Linked DNA regions of Homo sapiens: region 2 is linked to region 1. Evidence: chromatin loops called from intact Hi-C (ENCODE). Cell type or tissue: PC-9. All regions are shown on one strand. Links, peaks and the distances in the headings refer to the core of each region. The heading gives the core; the rest is flanking DNA.

Region 1 (8,338 bases), core at 148-8,147:
TTCCACTGCATGCCCATTATTATTTATTTAAATAAATGTATTTATTATGATTTATTTAAGTAAATGTATTTATTATGATTTTTTTTTGAGATGGAGTCTCACTCTGTTGCCCAGGCTGGAATACAATGGTATGATGTCGGCTTACTGCAACCTCCACCTCCTGGGTTCAAGCAATTCTCCTGCCTCAGCCTCCCAACTAGCTGGGACTACAGGCGTGCACCACCACGTCTGGCTAACTTTTATGTACATATTTTTTTATTACAGATGGGGTTTCACCATGTTGGCCAGGCTGGTCTCAAACTCCTGACCTTAGGTTATCCGCCTGCTTCAGCCTCCCAAAGTGCTGGCATTACAGGCATGAGCCACCACGCCTGGCCTATTTATTATTAAATATTTATTTAAAGTAAATTTATTAAGCACTTGTGTAAATTATTTAAATTAATTATTAAATATTTATTTACATAAAATAAATTCATCATTAGATGTTTCTTTAAACACATGTATTTAAAACGTATTTAAATAAAATGCGTTTATTTTCTCATCTGTGACCCATGGACTAGCACCCTGAGTTTCAACTGGTCTACCCAAACCCCGGGGAGCAGACACACAGTTTTCTAGGAGCAGGCAGCCCTTTTACAGGGATCATTCCAGATGCACACCTCTGTACAAGTCCTCCCTACACTAGTGATTTTCCTGAGAGCTGTCCAGCATGTGCCTGTGGTCCGGGCAGCATGCTGGCTCCCCCTCCCACCTTCCCTTTCCCAAGTCCTCCCACTTTACAGAAGAGAGGCCCGCCTGTCATCCATGCAGCAGCTTCCTGCGGTGCTCTGCCCAGAGATGTAGAAACCTCGGGAACATCAAATAAAATCACAATTCAAAATGCTGGTCTTGGTCAATCAAGGCACAATAAATTTGTGGTATGGTTTGCTTTCTCTCTTAAAGAACTGAGAGAGAAATACAGCCATGAAATAGGACAATTCGTTCCACGTTGGGAAACTGTGAACTTAGATATTCTGTAGAGGAGGTGGCAGCAGCAGCAGCAGCAGCAGTGAGGTTTTTATTTCATAGCTTCCCCTCGACCATCTCCCAGCCATTGAAGAACAGTTCACTCCCGCAGAAGAATACAAGGAGAACAGGGAAGAGGACGGCAGTGAGAAATGCCAAGGGCATTGTCTCATTTCATCCAGGGGACAAACTCATGGCAGGGCTCTGTGCTTTATCTGTCTATGTGACAACTGTAATCTTCAAGATCTGTTCAGCAGCATGTGGGAAACCCAAGGTGCCACAATGCATATGCTTTCCGTGAGCTCACCATCCTCAGGAATGAAAGCCTGGCAGGCACCCTTGTCCACGGGGACTCAGTTGGGGTCTTAACAACATATTTTGTATTAAAAGGAAAAAGGGGTGAAAAGGTCCATGTTTACTTCCGAAAGATCAAAATTACAACTTCAAAAGAACAAATAAGGGAGAGCTGAGTTAATACTGTATACTTTCCCGCACAATTACTCAGACTTGCAGGATACTTTCGTTCACTTCTTTCAAATGATTGATTACTGGATACTGCACATCTGTGTCCAGGTTGCTTGAATGCAAGTCACTTGTTCACTGGTCCATGACCCCTTTCTCTGCTGGTTTATTTGTTGTCCCTGTGTACTTACTGGATTTAGATCAACTACACAGCAACACGTTTGGATTCTACCATAATGTACTTAACAGCAATCATCTATGTGTCTTTTCTAAACCCCACACTTACTAGTCGAATATTTTTTCCTTTTGTTGTAAATTTCCACAAAGATTCAACTGCTCTCTTGAAAGCAAATCATTGATGTATGTATGGGCAGATGAAAAATTAGGCAGGCTAAGAGGTAACCCTCCTGCACATTAAAAAATCCATTCTGTGTGATTAAGATGATTCCTTTCTCAGACTTTGACATGCGGTCCTAATTTATGAAATATATAATTATAAATATTATTTTCATCTTGAAATGAAATACTAATCCATCTATATAATTCTCAAATGTCCATCTGTCAAGCCTTTTTCAGATGCCTGAGAAAATTGATATTGGATGCCACTTATTCACAGCTGATGATAAAAATCCTAACAGGAGCGATTTCCAATTTTATGGGGTTGCTTTTACCCCAGCAGCACTTCATTTAACTACATACAAGGTGCCTCTAAGCGAAAGAAAACAGATATACTAAACAGTCATTTAATCATCACCTCCATCATTTAATAAACCTTGCTGAAATCCTTTTTGGTATACTTCCCATTAAGAAAGTGAATGCCTCTAATGACTGGGCAACTGTTTTGTTTTGTTTTTAACAAATTAGGTGGTTTGCTTTACCAAAACTGGAAAAGGAGCTACAGATGGCCTCCCCTAAGTGGAGGTCTCCAAAGTCAACAACGTAAAAATACAAACAGTATTGCCTCTATAGGGCGGTCTACGTAGCCCAAGCCTAGGCACCTAAATGTCTTCCCTCACGTACACTCAGGGCCCATGTAGGAAAGAAACATGACAGTATTCATGAAAATGCTTCATAAATGCCAAAGTACCCTACAAATGATGCTGACAGCATTATTATTACTGTTGATTGATGAAACATCGAGCAGTTAATATACAGCTAAGAATTCTAAGGCATCAGAGTTATAAATAAGAATTTAGATACAATATTTTGTTAAGTCAACAACAAGATGCGACACAGGGTCCCTCAAGAAATAGCTGATGACCAGATGAATTTCAAAACGCTCAACTGAAGTACCAAACTGACTGGTTTTTTTCTGGGTAACCAAGAAAACGGCACGTGTCATAAATGAAATATACAAGTCCTCTTGGCTTACTGTTGATTCTGACCAAAGTCTTTAAATACATCCATTAGATCCTTGCACTTCTCACAAACTGAGTGAGTCATCACCTTCTATACCAATAGAAATTTGGCAACCAGTCTGTGCGTATTATGCACAAAACAAAAGCCATCTACACACAGAAGGAAAACCTAGAGGGAACACTGCCCCTCCTCCCTTAGATAATTACCTTCTTTTGTCTCATCTCTACTTGCCAGATCACTTTTTCTAGTTTCTCCACTTCTTTTAAAATAGAACCTAGAGTTCAGTCTGGCTGGTATACAATGTCTCCAGCTCCCTCCCACATGCAGCATAGGTTTAATCAGTATTTTATAAAAGAAGAATCAAGATTAATGAGAGTGTTCAATATTCATATTAGGACCGAGTTATTTCTGAAGAAGGATGGCTCTTTTGTTCTTTCTCTCTTTAACATATCACAGAGGGAACAGGCCACAGTGTCTGTGCCCCACCGGAATACGTCACCAACAAGCCCAGGAGACTGACTGGTGGGCAGGTCAGCCAAGTAATGAGAGAGACGCCTGATGAATGTGAACACGTGGGCCATAAATACAGTACAGCCCAGGTGGCACAAAACGCAGTGAAGCCCACAGTATTCGGGTTAGCCTGAGCCCCTGGGAAGGAGTTGAGATGACAATAGAAACACAGAGCAAATCCCAAAAGTGTCTGAACAAAAATTTGCCATCATGTAGCGAGTGCCATTGAAAGCATTTATTACCTGATTGATGTCATTTGTGAAACGTCACCACAACCACCATGCTGCTTCCATTTAGGAAGTGGAGACAAGGCAAAGTTATTGCCATCTGTTTGTCTTCAGTGCAGCCCCACACGGGCACTCCCGTAACCCTGTGGTCCCGGAGTTTGGGAGAGCAGGGCTCCCAGATTCTCCCACCCACAGGTGACACCCGGCACGGTCAGCCAGCTGTGGGTGAACTGAGACCACCTACACGTTAGGTGTGACAGGCGACCTTTGCAGAGAATCAAACAGCAACCATAGGGAATGAGCTGACCTTGGCTGAGATGGAACGATATGCTCACAGAGCCTCTTTTCAATTCACTGTCCATACTGCCTCCCAAAGGGATCGTTCCAAAAGCAAATGTGTTCAAGCTGCTCTCCCTGCTGAAAACCTTTCAATGCTTGCCCACTGCTTACAGCATAATTTGCAATCCCTTCTATGTCCTGAAAACCCCCCAGGGCCTGGCTCTCTGCCACCTGGCTTTCGGCTGTGCCCTTTTTTATGACCTTTGCTCTAGCTTCCTGAGCTGCCCTCCGCTCCCCCACTGGGCCCGCCTTCATCTCCACCGTGAAGCTTCAGCCCTGGTGTCACCTCCTTGAAGAAGGTAGAAGTACCCCACCACTGCAAATGGGGTGCCCCCCTCCTCTGTGTTCTCCAGACATCCTTATACTCCTGGATGTCTGCTTTCGGATGGCTCGTCCTTCTCCCTTGCTAAAGCCCTGGAATGCAGAGATCGCGTGCTATTTGTGTTGGTAACTGAGCCGGATCTGGTGTGGCTCACAGCAAATGCTCAATGTTTGGTGAGTGACACCCAGTGCCTGAGGCAGCTCCAGCCGGTTGCCCAAAGTGCTGCCCTTTAGAAGCAACCAAGGGCAGTCAGGAGCTCTGGTCTGACACCAGTAACGAGGTGTGGACTATCCCCCATCAGAAGGAATAAGTTTCCATGAGGCCAGTGGCATCCAGCCAATGCCATTCATGATGAAGAGGATCCGGGCTGGAGTTTTTTAGGCAACAGTAACAAATGATGACTTGAGTCTACAGATAGAGAATACAGATAAAAGAAAGCATGGGGTTTTCTTCTTTATTACTGAAAATAAGCAAAGGCTGTGCCTCAAAACAAGACAGAATGGCCTCTCCCTCCTATCATATTTCAAAATTAATCTACTCCCAGACAATCTGAAGAGGTTTCCTTCTCGTTACGAGGGGAAGGGGGGTGCAGATTTTAGGTCAGCAGATTTATTGTTTCCAGATGTTTGCAGCTCTGGGATTTGCTGAAGGATTTCCGAGAGTATGGTGAGGCGCATCAGGAGGTGGGGAGAGCAGAACGGAGAGAGAGACAACAGCCACATGAGCAGGAGACAGAGCTCTTGAAGTCATAGGGGAGGGTGACATCTCTGCACATTACCCTGAGGACGAGGCTAGAGGCCCTTTGCTATGGCCACATGACCTTAAAAGAAACACGTATGAACTAAAGACATTTGTTTTTAAACTAAATGAAGAGATCATTTTCCCATTTTAAACACACGACAAAATCTATAGGGTGGGTTCCTGTGCCAGCAAAACACGACTGAGCTTCTGCAACACTGGCAAGGCTTTGCCCTCCTAACAGTGTCAGAAGACAGTTATTCTTTTGGGGAATCCTCCCTGCAGGACCTTTTCTGTAAACCTGTTGTCAGGATGTATGGGCAGGTCTTTGCAGCCCTGAAGGAAAAAGAGCAGCTCTAAGGGCTGGAAGTTCCATCTGAAACTCTGTCCATTTGATTTACAGCCACATCTGGGACTTGAAAATGTTTAGGAAGTAAAAGTGAGAGAAGGAGAAAGCTTGGGGAATATTCCATTTTGACCCCAAGAGACGCTGTGCTCTGATAATTTACTGAAGTTACAGATAATAGATGGACTTCCATGGCAGTGTATACGTTAGGAAATGTGGCCCATAAAAGACCTAAATACATAACCGTCTACACTGGTTAACTCCCTCTGTAACAACACTCTTCAACAGAACAAAAACATTTCCAAACCTATTGTTGATCTTATTACAGTGAAATTCACACTATGAATCATTTAGTATACCCAGCACTTTTTTTCCAGGTTTCCCCATGCCATTCACCAGTATAACAAGAACAACAAAAGAACCTTAGCAGACTGTGTAAATAATAAACAAAGATAGGCAACAAACATAACATTAATGTATAAAATGCTTTTCATGTACTTGATAGCCATAAGCTTGCAATTTAATAAATACTTTGCATTTTTTTGTTAATTCATATGAAAAGACAAATACTCTTTCTTTGCTTTTACAAAAGTAAAATAAATTTTAAAGTAATGCATATTTTTTTTCCATTCGACAGGTCTAGGTTTGTAATATGCAGAATTTTTCATACCCAAGACAACCAAAATAAAGTTTAAAAATAAATAGGGCAATCTTTTATTCTTTGTTTTTTGACTTTTGCTTGTTTTTATCAAGCTTTTAAAGCAGGATGAGTCCTCCAAATCTGGGAGACCCACGGAAAGTGCATGTTAATCCAGCAGACTGTTAGTAACAGTGGACTGACTACCACGTTCCACTCCCTTGGTAAACACGCTGACTGATACTTATGCTGTACTAGTGAGTGCTCCTCTAGGCCTGGCATGTTTTTGCTCACACCAGGTGAGCTCAATGTTGACCAAAAGTCAATGTCTTTGCTCTGAAACCTGATGTGACCCTCGAATACTATGGAAACTGTTGAAACATACGTTGGAAAAGAAAATTGCTATTTCTATAAACACTTAAGTTGAATGCTTTGGAAAGACATAGGAAAGAGGGGTTACTTAAAAAATCTGCTGTCAAATTAGGTGTGAGTGAATTAACTCAAAAGTCTGCAAAATTAGGAGATAGGGAGTGGGGGGAGGTATTAAAAAAATCGAGAGAACTTTGCATTCAGGTAGCTTTGCTCTTCTCTAAGATAGGGAGTGGGGGGAGGTATTAAAAATCGAGAGAACTTTGCATTCAGGTAGCTTTGCTCTTCTCTAAAGAAACCCAAACTGGAACCTGAAACTGACACGTCATGGGTGTTGTTTATTGTAAGAAAGACCAAACACAATTCCTCTCAGTAGACCAACACTCAAAACAAAACAAGACTTGGGATATGTTGAAGGATTGGCAAATAAATGTCCATTCATATATTTTAAGTTAAAATGTTCAAGGTATGTATTGTTCGTTTTTAATGATCAAGGTGGGTAAGTGGGCTTCCAAATAGGGTGAACAGAAAATAAAGCAACTGACCAATGGAGTTGTACACAAAATAGATAAACAGATCTGAGAAAGTCTGCCTTGGCTCCTATCCTCTGAAAATATCCAGGGATAAAATAAATCAGAATTCGGCCTGGTGCGGTGGCTCATGCCTGTAATCCCAGCACTTCGGGAGGCCAAGGCAGGCAGATCTTTTGAGGCCAGGAGTTCGAGACCAGCCTCGCCAACATGGCAAAACCCTGTCTCTACTAAAAATACAAACACTGGCCAGGTGTGGTGGCACACGCCTGTAATCTCAGCTATTCGGAGACCGAGGCAGGAGAATCGCTTGAACCCAGGAGGCGGAGGCTGCAGTGAGCCAAGCTCACGCCACTGCACTCCAGCCTGGGTGACAGAGCCAGACTCTGTCTCAAAAAATACAAAATAAAATCATAGTAGAACCCGGAGGGCATGTCATGGCTAGGCTTTTATACAGTTTCACATTCTTGGACTGTATTTACTACCACAGAAGGAGGGTTTCAGGAAGCAGAAACAAAGGCAAAGTGATACCACTATTAAAGCCAGAAGATTTCCATAATAGCCCTCCCTCTTCCTCATCTTTCAGTATCAAGAGCCCAAACTCATCCTATCCCTGCCCCACAAAACTGCTTATAGGAACACTGGGGGAAGAGGCTGCCCGTTACCTTCTGACGCTGCTGAATGTTGGCCACAGTGTCAGGCTGAAAGTCTAGCTTGTCTGTGCGGCATAGTTTCCAGTAGAGGATGACAACAATCACCATCACCACCAGCACTGGGATGACCACGCCAACAATGACCCACAAGTTGTTGCTCTGGGATTCCGGAGACGGCCTCTTCACCCTGTCGACAGCTGCAGACAAGGAAGAAAGGTCTTTCAATAATTCCTTCTTCACTCATGCACTAGATTGCACGTGTCTTCTATGAGAAACTCAGAAGTCCCTGACATTCCAGCTCAAGATAGCTGGTTCCAGGTTCTAATCTCCTGATGACAGGAAATGTGACCAGCAGAGAAACACAACATACAATGTTACATCTAGAATACATCAGGGATCACAACGACATATGGATATATCCAAAGGTACATGGCTGAATTAATGGCAAAGCTCAGTTAATTCCAGGTCTCCTGATTTCCAGTTTATTCTACTAGCTCACCCGTAACTTATCACTGCAGGATATTTCCACACCAAAACTGGTTCTGCACAACTTTGTACAAAGGCAGTTCTCTTCAAAAGTGGAGAGAAAAACAGCTGTGTCTCCAGAACATAATCCTGCCCGCTCCATCAAGTACCGCAGGACTCACACCCTCCTAGATCACATAAAGCACATGCATCTCAACTAGGAGTTTATGGAAGAAAACCCTTCATCTCTTTCTCCCTTCCCTCACTACTCCAAGTTTCTCATGTTCACAAATGTTTATTAAGTGTGCTGGACACAGTTTGTAAGCTGGGACTCAACCATGAACAAGCGAAATCCCTTGAGGTGCTTAAGTCCTAG
Region 2 (8,338 bases), core at 339-8,338, 150 kb after region 1:
AGCCAAGATCGTGCTACTGCACTCCAGCCTGGGCGACAGAAAAAGGTAGGAAGGAAGGGAAAGGAAAGAAAAGGAAGGAGAGAGAGAAGAAAAAAAGAAAGAATATAAAGGAAAGGGGAATTGTAATCAGCGGGGGATGTCCATAGGCAGTGAGATAGAATGGGAGACGTCAGAGGAACTAACCTCCGACAGGAGGGGAGATGCTTCTTCCATTCACACAACAGGAAAGGAGACAAGGATTAGAGCATCTAAAGACAAGTTTGTAGGCTTTGTTTTGTTTTGTTTTTTTAAGTTTAAGGCAAAACCAAGAATGGATGGTGGAGAGTCACTTCAGGAGACCATAAAGGCTTGACAAAGCTGACTTGTGGAGAGGGGAGAAGGCTGACAGGTAGGACCAGTGGGCATGGGCAGGGCCTTACCAAGGCCACAAATTCGTAGTGGCATTGATCCAAACAGTGCTGCAATTCTCCTAAAAGCTCTCAAGGTGTAAGAACAGAATTTGATTGATTCACTTTTAGGTTTTGCCAGTGGGTGAGACTTAAGGTCAAAGGTTCTAGATGATTGAGGTATGAATTGAAAGAGTGATCAGGGGGCTGGGTGCAGTGGCTCATGCCTGTAATCCCGCCACTTTGGGAGGCTGAGGCAGGTGGATCACCTGAGGTCGGGGATTCAAAACCAGCCTTAGCAAAGTGGTGAAACCCTGTCTCTACCCAAAATTACAAAAATTAGCCAGGTGTGGTGGCACACGCCTGTAATCCTAGCACTTTGGAAGGCCGAGGCAGGAGGATCACTTGAGGTCAGGAGTTCGAGACCAGCCTGGCCAACATATTGAAACCCCATCTCTACTAAAAATTAGCCAGGATGGCAGTGGGTACCTGTAATCTCAGCTACTCAGGAGGCTCAGGTGGGAGAATCACTTGAACCTGGGAAGCGGAGGCTGCAGTGAGTTGAGATCACACCACTGCACTCCAGCCTAGGAGACAGAGTGAGGCGCCGTTTCAAAAAAAAAAAAAAGAAGAAAAGAAAGAGTGGTCAGGGGCTGAACAATGGGCTGGAGACTAGGTAAGGGAGGAGTGAAGACAGCAAGGGGCTATATGTGAGCAGAGAAAGACGACGTACGAAATGTAGGAGGGCCAGAGAGCTCAAAAGCAGGCTGGGGTCAGAGGTAGAATATAGAGGTTTGGGATTTCAGAAACAGCAGTTCTAGGCCATTTGCAGTGATTCGTGCCTGTAATCCCAGCACTTTGGGAGGCTGAGGCAGGAGGATCAGTTGAGGTCAGGAATTCAAGACCAGCCTGGCCAACATGTCGAAACCCAATCTCTACTAAAAATTAGCCGAGCGTGGTGGCAGGCGCCTGTAATCTCAGCTACTTGGGTGGCTGAGGCAGGAGAATCGCTCGAACCCTGGAGGCAGAGGTTGCAGTGAGCTGAGATCACGCCATTGCTCTCCAGCCTGGGCGGCAGAGCGAGACTCCATCTCAAAAAAAAAAAAAGCAGTTCTAGAGTAATTCTGACTGATGACAGTGGGGTGATGGATATTGGTACCCCGAATAGTGAGGACAGTGAAGACAGGTGTTAATGACATCTAAGGCTAGGGGTGTTGCATGGGTTGACCACAGTGAACACTGAAGGAAAAGGGAGGATTTTGAGTGGAGAGGAAGACTATGAGGCAGAGTGTGGAGAAGACTCCAAGAGCAAATGCAGGAGTTAATGGGGGAAGGGTGGGGAGGTGAGAGGGAAGAGGTAGAGACTGTTCCTACAGATACACACTTAACCTGCAGACTCTGCACCTGAACTTCCGGGTTTAGAATCTTGGTTCTCTTACTCAGTAGCCGTGACACTGCACAGCTTATCTGACTCCTCAGCAGAGGTATAGATCCTGGATTCAGAGTGTGTGACACTTGGATCTGGGAATAAATAAGACCATTCATGGGGAAGTGCATAGAGGGGTAAAAAGGAAAGATCCCAGAGCAGACTGTTTATTGAAGCATGTGGATTTTTCAGGAAGAAGAGGGTGACATTAGATGCCGGGCAGGTTCACAAGGGAATGAAAAAGAGAAAACAGGAGGTTGAGGTTGGGGGTGGTATTTTAGGATTGGAGCTTTTAAGGCTTAAGCACTTCCTGGAACGTTCTGATGTCTCCTGCCACTCTGATTCTGAAGCTCATTCTCAAGCTTATGGTCACTCAGGCACACATCTGTAGCACGAGCTTTGGAGCAAGTCACTCTGGGGACATGCACTGATATCACTGTTATAAATTCATCCGCTCTGGTCTTAACCTTCTAAATGAAACCTGCCTGTTATCCCCTGAACTCTTTCCAAGACATGTCTCAGAACATGGCCCCATGGCCCCAGACACACATGCTTAGCACTCAACTAAGTATTGCGTTTCATGGCAGTTCTCTTTATAGTAGCTAAGGTATGAGGGTATGAGTGGAAAGTGGTTGTTATTTAGCTTCATTTCTTTTTTCTTTTTTTTTTTCTTTTTGAGACAGAGTCTTGCTCTGTCACCCAGGCTGGAGTGCAGTGGCGCAGTCTTGACTCACTGCAGCCTCCACCTACCCGGTTCAAGCGATTCTCCTGCCTCAGCCTCCCAAGTACCTGGGACTACAGGTGTGTACCACCATGCCCAGCTAATTTTTGTCTTTTTAGTAGAGACGGGGTTTCACCATGTTGGCCAGGATGGTCTCGATCTCTTGACCTCGTGATCCACCCGCCTCAGCCTCCCAAAGTGCTGGGATTACAGGCGTGAGCCACTGCACCCGGCCATAGCTTCATTTCTACCAAATGCTGGACTGAGGAGTCCACCGGAAACTAGCGCACTATGACAACGTAAACAAACTCATAAAAAAAATAAATAAAAAAACTCCAGGATCTGCTCATGCTTGGTTTGATAGCATTTTTGTGTGTTTCAATCCAGGTGCTTTGACAGCAATGACTTTGCTACACCTTGCTTTATTTATATTGAGGTCCAAGTCAAATGGTAGTTTTACCTTCACTTTATCAAATCTCTGCTGCCATAGAACTTGCTCTCCCTCTCCATTTCCCTCCTCCCTGCTCCCTCTCCACTGAAAGCTTTGTGATTAAAAAAGATAATGAGGCCGGGTGAGATGCTCACACCTGTAATCCCAGCACTTTGGGAGGCCAAGGCAGGTGTATCACCTTAGGTCAGGAATTCAAGACCAGCCTGGCCAACATGGTGAAACCCCACCTATACTAAAAATACAAAAACTAGCCGGGTATGGTGGCGGGCGCCTATAATCCCAGCTACTCAGGAGGCTGAGGCAGGAGAATTGCTTGAACTCAGGAGGCAGAGGTTGCATCGAGCTGAGATTGCGCCACTGCACTCCAGCCTGGGTGACAGAGTGAGACTCCATCTCAAAAAAAAAAAAAAAAAAAAGAGAAGAAAATAATGAGTAGAGAAGGGCTTTTGGAGAAGGAATGGCTGATAGGGTAATTCTGCTTATCACCATTTATATTTTTAACTTTTGTGTCTCAGCCTGGCCCTGTTCACACCCCCGAGACTAAAGGAAGAAAGGTGTGTTAGCAGCTTTCAACCCTTCCCTCTCTAAATCCCCAGACAAAAGATGTGGGGGCCATCACCACCACTGTGCCTTGCCCAGGTGACTTGGTCATCGAACCCTGGAATGATAAAGCTGGAAGGGGCAAAACACATCATCTCTCTCCCATTGAATAACTGGTGTCTGCAGTTGATGATGTTTTGGGAGATACCTAGAAATAGATCAAATAAAGGCAGTAGAACCAAATTAATTACTTCTTTTTATTAGACAGTTCAAATTAAGCTTGAAGAACAGGAAGCAATACAACTCAACTATTGAAATACAAATAGTTGAGCTTAATTTATTCAACAAAATTTACCCAATATATCAGTGTACAAAGCATGCTGCTGGGCTGGGCATCAGGCGTGGCACAGCAAACAAGACAGACTGACTCAACCCTCAGGGGGCTTACATTCTAATGCAGAAAGCAGATAATTTCAGTTTGGATACATAATACAAATTATCAAAGCAAGGCGCAAAGTATTTTAAAAATAAGGGGTTTGGGAGGCCAAGATCTGACCTATTCTGTAGAAGGACTCCTTAGGAAAGTAACAGTTGAGCCAATCTAAGGATGCTAGATATTCAGTAGGTCAGTGGAAAAAATCAGTGGTTCTCACTGTGGTCAGTGGGTTATTGGTGGTTTCATAATAACTGGGGACTACTCCCAGCACTGAGTGGATGCAGCCAGGGAGAACGATGTCCTGCAGTGTGTGGGTTAGTGCCACACAACGAAGAATTATTCTGTACCCTGTACGACTGTCTAATGTCCTGCTGGACATTTAGGTAGGACCTACAGCTTGTCCGAGAGAGTAACTCATTTGTTTTCTCTGAGACAATCTGTAATTTGTCTTGTCCTATTATCCTTAAGTAAGGTAATTTCGCTCTTTCTTTTCCCATATACAGATTATGTACATAGTCTGTTTTGTCTTTACCCTAACACTGGTTTTCATTCTAGTGTCCCCCACCCGTCTAGTTTCATTTTCCTGTACTTGTTTACAGGAAGTAGCCTCTAATCGGCTCTTAAATCCAAACCTACTCATTACAAGGAAGAGTAAACATCTGTCTGTTTCAAACAGCGTAGTCATGCCTGAGCGTTTACATAATGAAATTCATCTTCTTTTCATTATAAATTTCTTCTTTTCTATTTCTCCTTAATAAGAGAGTTAGGGCATTAAATTGATTTTTTTAAGAAATTCATGTGTGTAAGTAGATTGTATTATCTATGAGTCATTTCAGGTCAGCAAAGAGAATGTTACAAAATATCTGCTCTGAAAAAGGTGAATAGATCTGATAGGGTTTGTGGTTGTCACCGTGACTGGGCGTGGGGGTGGGGGCGCTACTAGCATTTAGTATGTGAGAGCCAAGTATGCAGAACATCTTGCAATACATTGGACAGTTCCTCACAATAAGAAATTACTCTGCACCCTATACGAATTTTGAATGTCTCACTAGACATTCATGTATGACCTATAGCTCGTCTGCAAGAATATATCCTCATTTTCTCCACTTCGACAACTGTACATTTTCTTGCATAGTATCTTTATTTCAATAAAGGTTATTTCGTTCTTTCTCTTATATACAAATAAGTATTGTCATATGCAAAGAAGTTATTGTATCCCTAGTTTTTATTCTAATGCCCACTGATATCCCTGCTTTTACATTTTCCCACATATGATCTGATCTCCTACCTTCTAAGTTCAAATTGATGCATTATAAATAGTTGTAAGCATCTGACTACTTCATTAGGTCTTCAGTTACAGCTGTGCCCAAGTTAGGTACCTTTTATTTCCTCTTTATGTTCATATTAGTTTTATTTAATTTTTAATTTATTTCTAAAATTGTGTGTAGGTGGAGCATATTACCTCTGAATTGGATTTGGAGGATAATAAAGAAGATGTATTTCTATTTGTCGTTTAGAAAAAAAAAGGCAGAAATGCCCATTGAAAACCACTGAACTAGCTAAAAATGGGAACCACAAAACTGAAAGGAAGCCAGAGTGGCTTGCGCAGAAGAAACTAAATGATAGAGGGGTAGGGGAGGGAGAGATCACATGGGGCCATGACAGCGGTTTTGAACTTTATCCTGAAGACTTGATGTGTGTTTTGAATGTGCATTACTAAGTAAATTTTAAAAAATATAACCTTCTTGCTCTGAAGAAAACACAGCAAACAACTTAGAAGGGAACAGAGATATTTAAGAGGTAAAACTAGACTTAGAAACTGCTTAGATGTTTATCAGGAGGGAGAGGAAGGAGTCAAAGATGACTTCCAGATTTCTGCTTGAGCCAATGGGTAGATGGTGATGCTTTTCACTTACATACAGATCCTGAGAGAGGAACAGGTTCATGTGAGGGAGGTAGATGGAGAGTTCCACTTTGGACATATTGAATCAAAGATGCCTGTGAAATATCCAGCTAGTGGTGTCTAATGGGCTGTTGGAAAGAGTTGGACAAACTGCACCCCTACAATGTGAGGGTCAAGTTCAGAAAATGAACACTCCAAAACGAAAGTTACCATGAAAGAAATAAGTCAATGAGAATAAGCATTTGTAGTAACTCTCCCAGAAAATAACTCTACTCTAAAAAAACTATTTTTTTTTTTTTTTTTTTTTTTTTTTTTTACCGGTGGAGCTGTTTAAGCCAAGGAGTTGTGGAGATCTCTGTGATGATCCAAAATCTGACTAATATAAAATCAACTCTGATGCTAATTAAATCTGACTTATAACTTGTCTGCTAAAAGAAATTATAACAGGAAACTTTGGTGACTGGTAAGGAATGTTGAAAAGGGAAAATCAGAAGGAAAAACCTGGTTCATAAGAAGGAAGGAAATATTGGTCCAAGCACGTCAAGGGCTCTAAGTAAAAACCGATGGCACTACAATTCCACATAATCCATTACATTTGGAAAAAGAAGCTCCTGGTAGACACAGGGCCTCTTTGGGATATTGTTCTTTGTTCTGATTCTGTGCTCACCAGGAAACAAATTTCATCTCCGTAGGGGGCCCGTCCTTCAGTAGGAATGGCCCTGCTCCTAGGTTCTTGGCTCACTTGCCAAGACTACAATAGCACTCGCGTTTATCAGTTATGCTTGTGTGAAGCTGGTTATTGCAATTCATTGTTCTCAAAATACTTTCATGAAAAGCCTGACCTGAGAAAAAGCCTTCTCTGTAATCATATTAATTAGAACATAAATGTCTACTTTGCCATAATTATACAAAGAGCCCAAATGGGCAATTAACTCCAGTTGGTTGCTTCTCTCTGAGCCTTACTTGCCAGCTCTTATTACCGCATTCCAGAGAGAGTCAACCTGGATGGAGTTTGTCCCCTAAATAAATGTAGCGATAAAGAAAAGGGTGCTCCAAATCAGTTTCATCAGAATGATAAGGTACAGTACTGCAGCCATGTCTGCAATAGCACTTCAATTTTACTTTTTTTTCCCCTAGCATGTCCTTAAGCATTTTCTCCCCAGCTTTTCACAATCTTTCTTCTAAGGCTGTAATGTCTTACATCCTTAATAGGCATGATTAGATTTCTCCCAAATTTTCCAAATTAACTTTCTTTCAATGTAACCAAAACAAAACCATGGCATACAGTAAACTAAAAGGGTAGACAGGAGAGAAAGGTTGCTGCAATTACAGAAAATTTAGAAATCAGCCTTTACCAGTTACATCTGAGACAAGGTAAACTTTCCAACACATTGGAATCATCAGAAGGGCTTTAAAAAATACAACTGCCAGCCGGGCATGGTGGCTCATACCTGTAATCCTAGCACTTTGGGAGGCCAAGGCGGGCAGATTGCCTGAGCTCAGGAGTTTGAGACCAGCCTGGGCAACACAGTGAAACCCTGTCTCTACTAAAAAATACAAAAAATTAGCTGGGCGCGGCAGTGTGTGCCTGTAGTTCCAGCTACTCGGGAGGCTGAGGCAGGAGAATTGCTTGAACCCGGGAGGCAGAGGTTGCAGTGAGCCGAGATCGCGCCACTGCACTCCAGCCTGGACGATGGAGTGAGATTCAGTCTCAAAAAAAAAAAAAAAAAAAAAAATACAACTGCCTGGCGCTGACGCCCAGAAATGATTTCATTGGCATGGGGTGCAACCTGGGCATCAGAATTTGTTTAAAACCTCCCAGATGATTCTAATATGTAGCAAAATTTGGGGACCACTGATCTAAGACATTAGATAACTGAGCAGGAAAATATAAAACTTTAACTCCTGTCTGCGGCAATTTAGTTCTGTAAAGGAACAGAATGGTTATGGCATCCTTCTGACGCTGTATTCATCGGTTCTAACTAATCACGCAGGCTTTGTCTTCAGTATATTCAATCACATATTGTGGGTAAACCTGATCTTTCTGAAAGATGACAAAAACGGAGGGATTCGATCTGGTATCCACACAGCTGTCGAACTGTGGAGGAGGGCTCGTGTACGTTATATTTCCTTCAGTAAACTTTCCAACCAGAACTTGGGCTACAAACATAACGACGTTTTTGGCATCATACGGGCAATTTTTGTGGGAATAGATGGCATCTTTTGCAAAGTAAATTCCTAGAAAGAATCAGAAAGAAAAGTTAAGAAATATTATAAAAGAAGGTATACAGTTTATAAGATTTGTTATATACAGTCAGATGGGTGTGGACTAAGCATATGTCAATAATACCTTACTGATATTTATAAACTTTCCTTTGCACTTAAAAACATGTTAATGATGCAGGCGAACTTAAATACAGTATATAACCCTATAGAAATGACTGAGGAATATTTGCTACAGTGCAGAGCTCATGC

What was found. A loop is a pair of places that touch in the nucleus more often than their neighbours do. Peaks named below come from ENCODE experiments on the same cell type or tissue, not always from the same donor. Only the 100,000 strongest peaks of a DNase experiment are listed, where the experiment ranks them.
Region 2: a loop joins it to region 1, with 5 times the contacts of the local background. A loop is called at or near these places in 8 of 110 quality-filtered maps.

The regions. Positions count from the first base shown.
Region 1 is chr7:138,886,833-138,895,170 of GRCh38, forward strand. It overlaps KIAA1549, which reads right to left. Exons shown (of 20, transcript NM_001164665.2): 10 at 7,510-7,694. Among named protein-coding and RNA genes, the nearest start is that of KIAA1549, 90 kb to the right of the region's middle. In PC-9, for the core only: no CTCF peak of the experiment used is centred there; DNase peaks (open chromatin) are centred at 2,909, 4,049, 4,409 and 5,649; H3K4me3 peaks cover 1,387 bases; H3K27ac peaks cover 3,576 bases.
Region 2 is chr7:139,039,753-139,048,090 of GRCh38, forward strand. ZC3HAV1 (zinc finger CCCH-type containing, antiviral 1) reads right to left here. Exons shown (of 13, transcript NM_020119.4): 13 at 3,763-8,101. The coding sequence ends at 7,842. MIR10399 (microRNA 10399) reads right to left here and starts at 4,405; the gene lies at 4,348-4,405. In PC-9, for the core only: no CTCF peak of the experiment used is centred there; a DNase peak (open chromatin) is centred at 4,869; H3K4me3 peaks cover 779 bases; H3K27ac peaks cover 2,453 bases.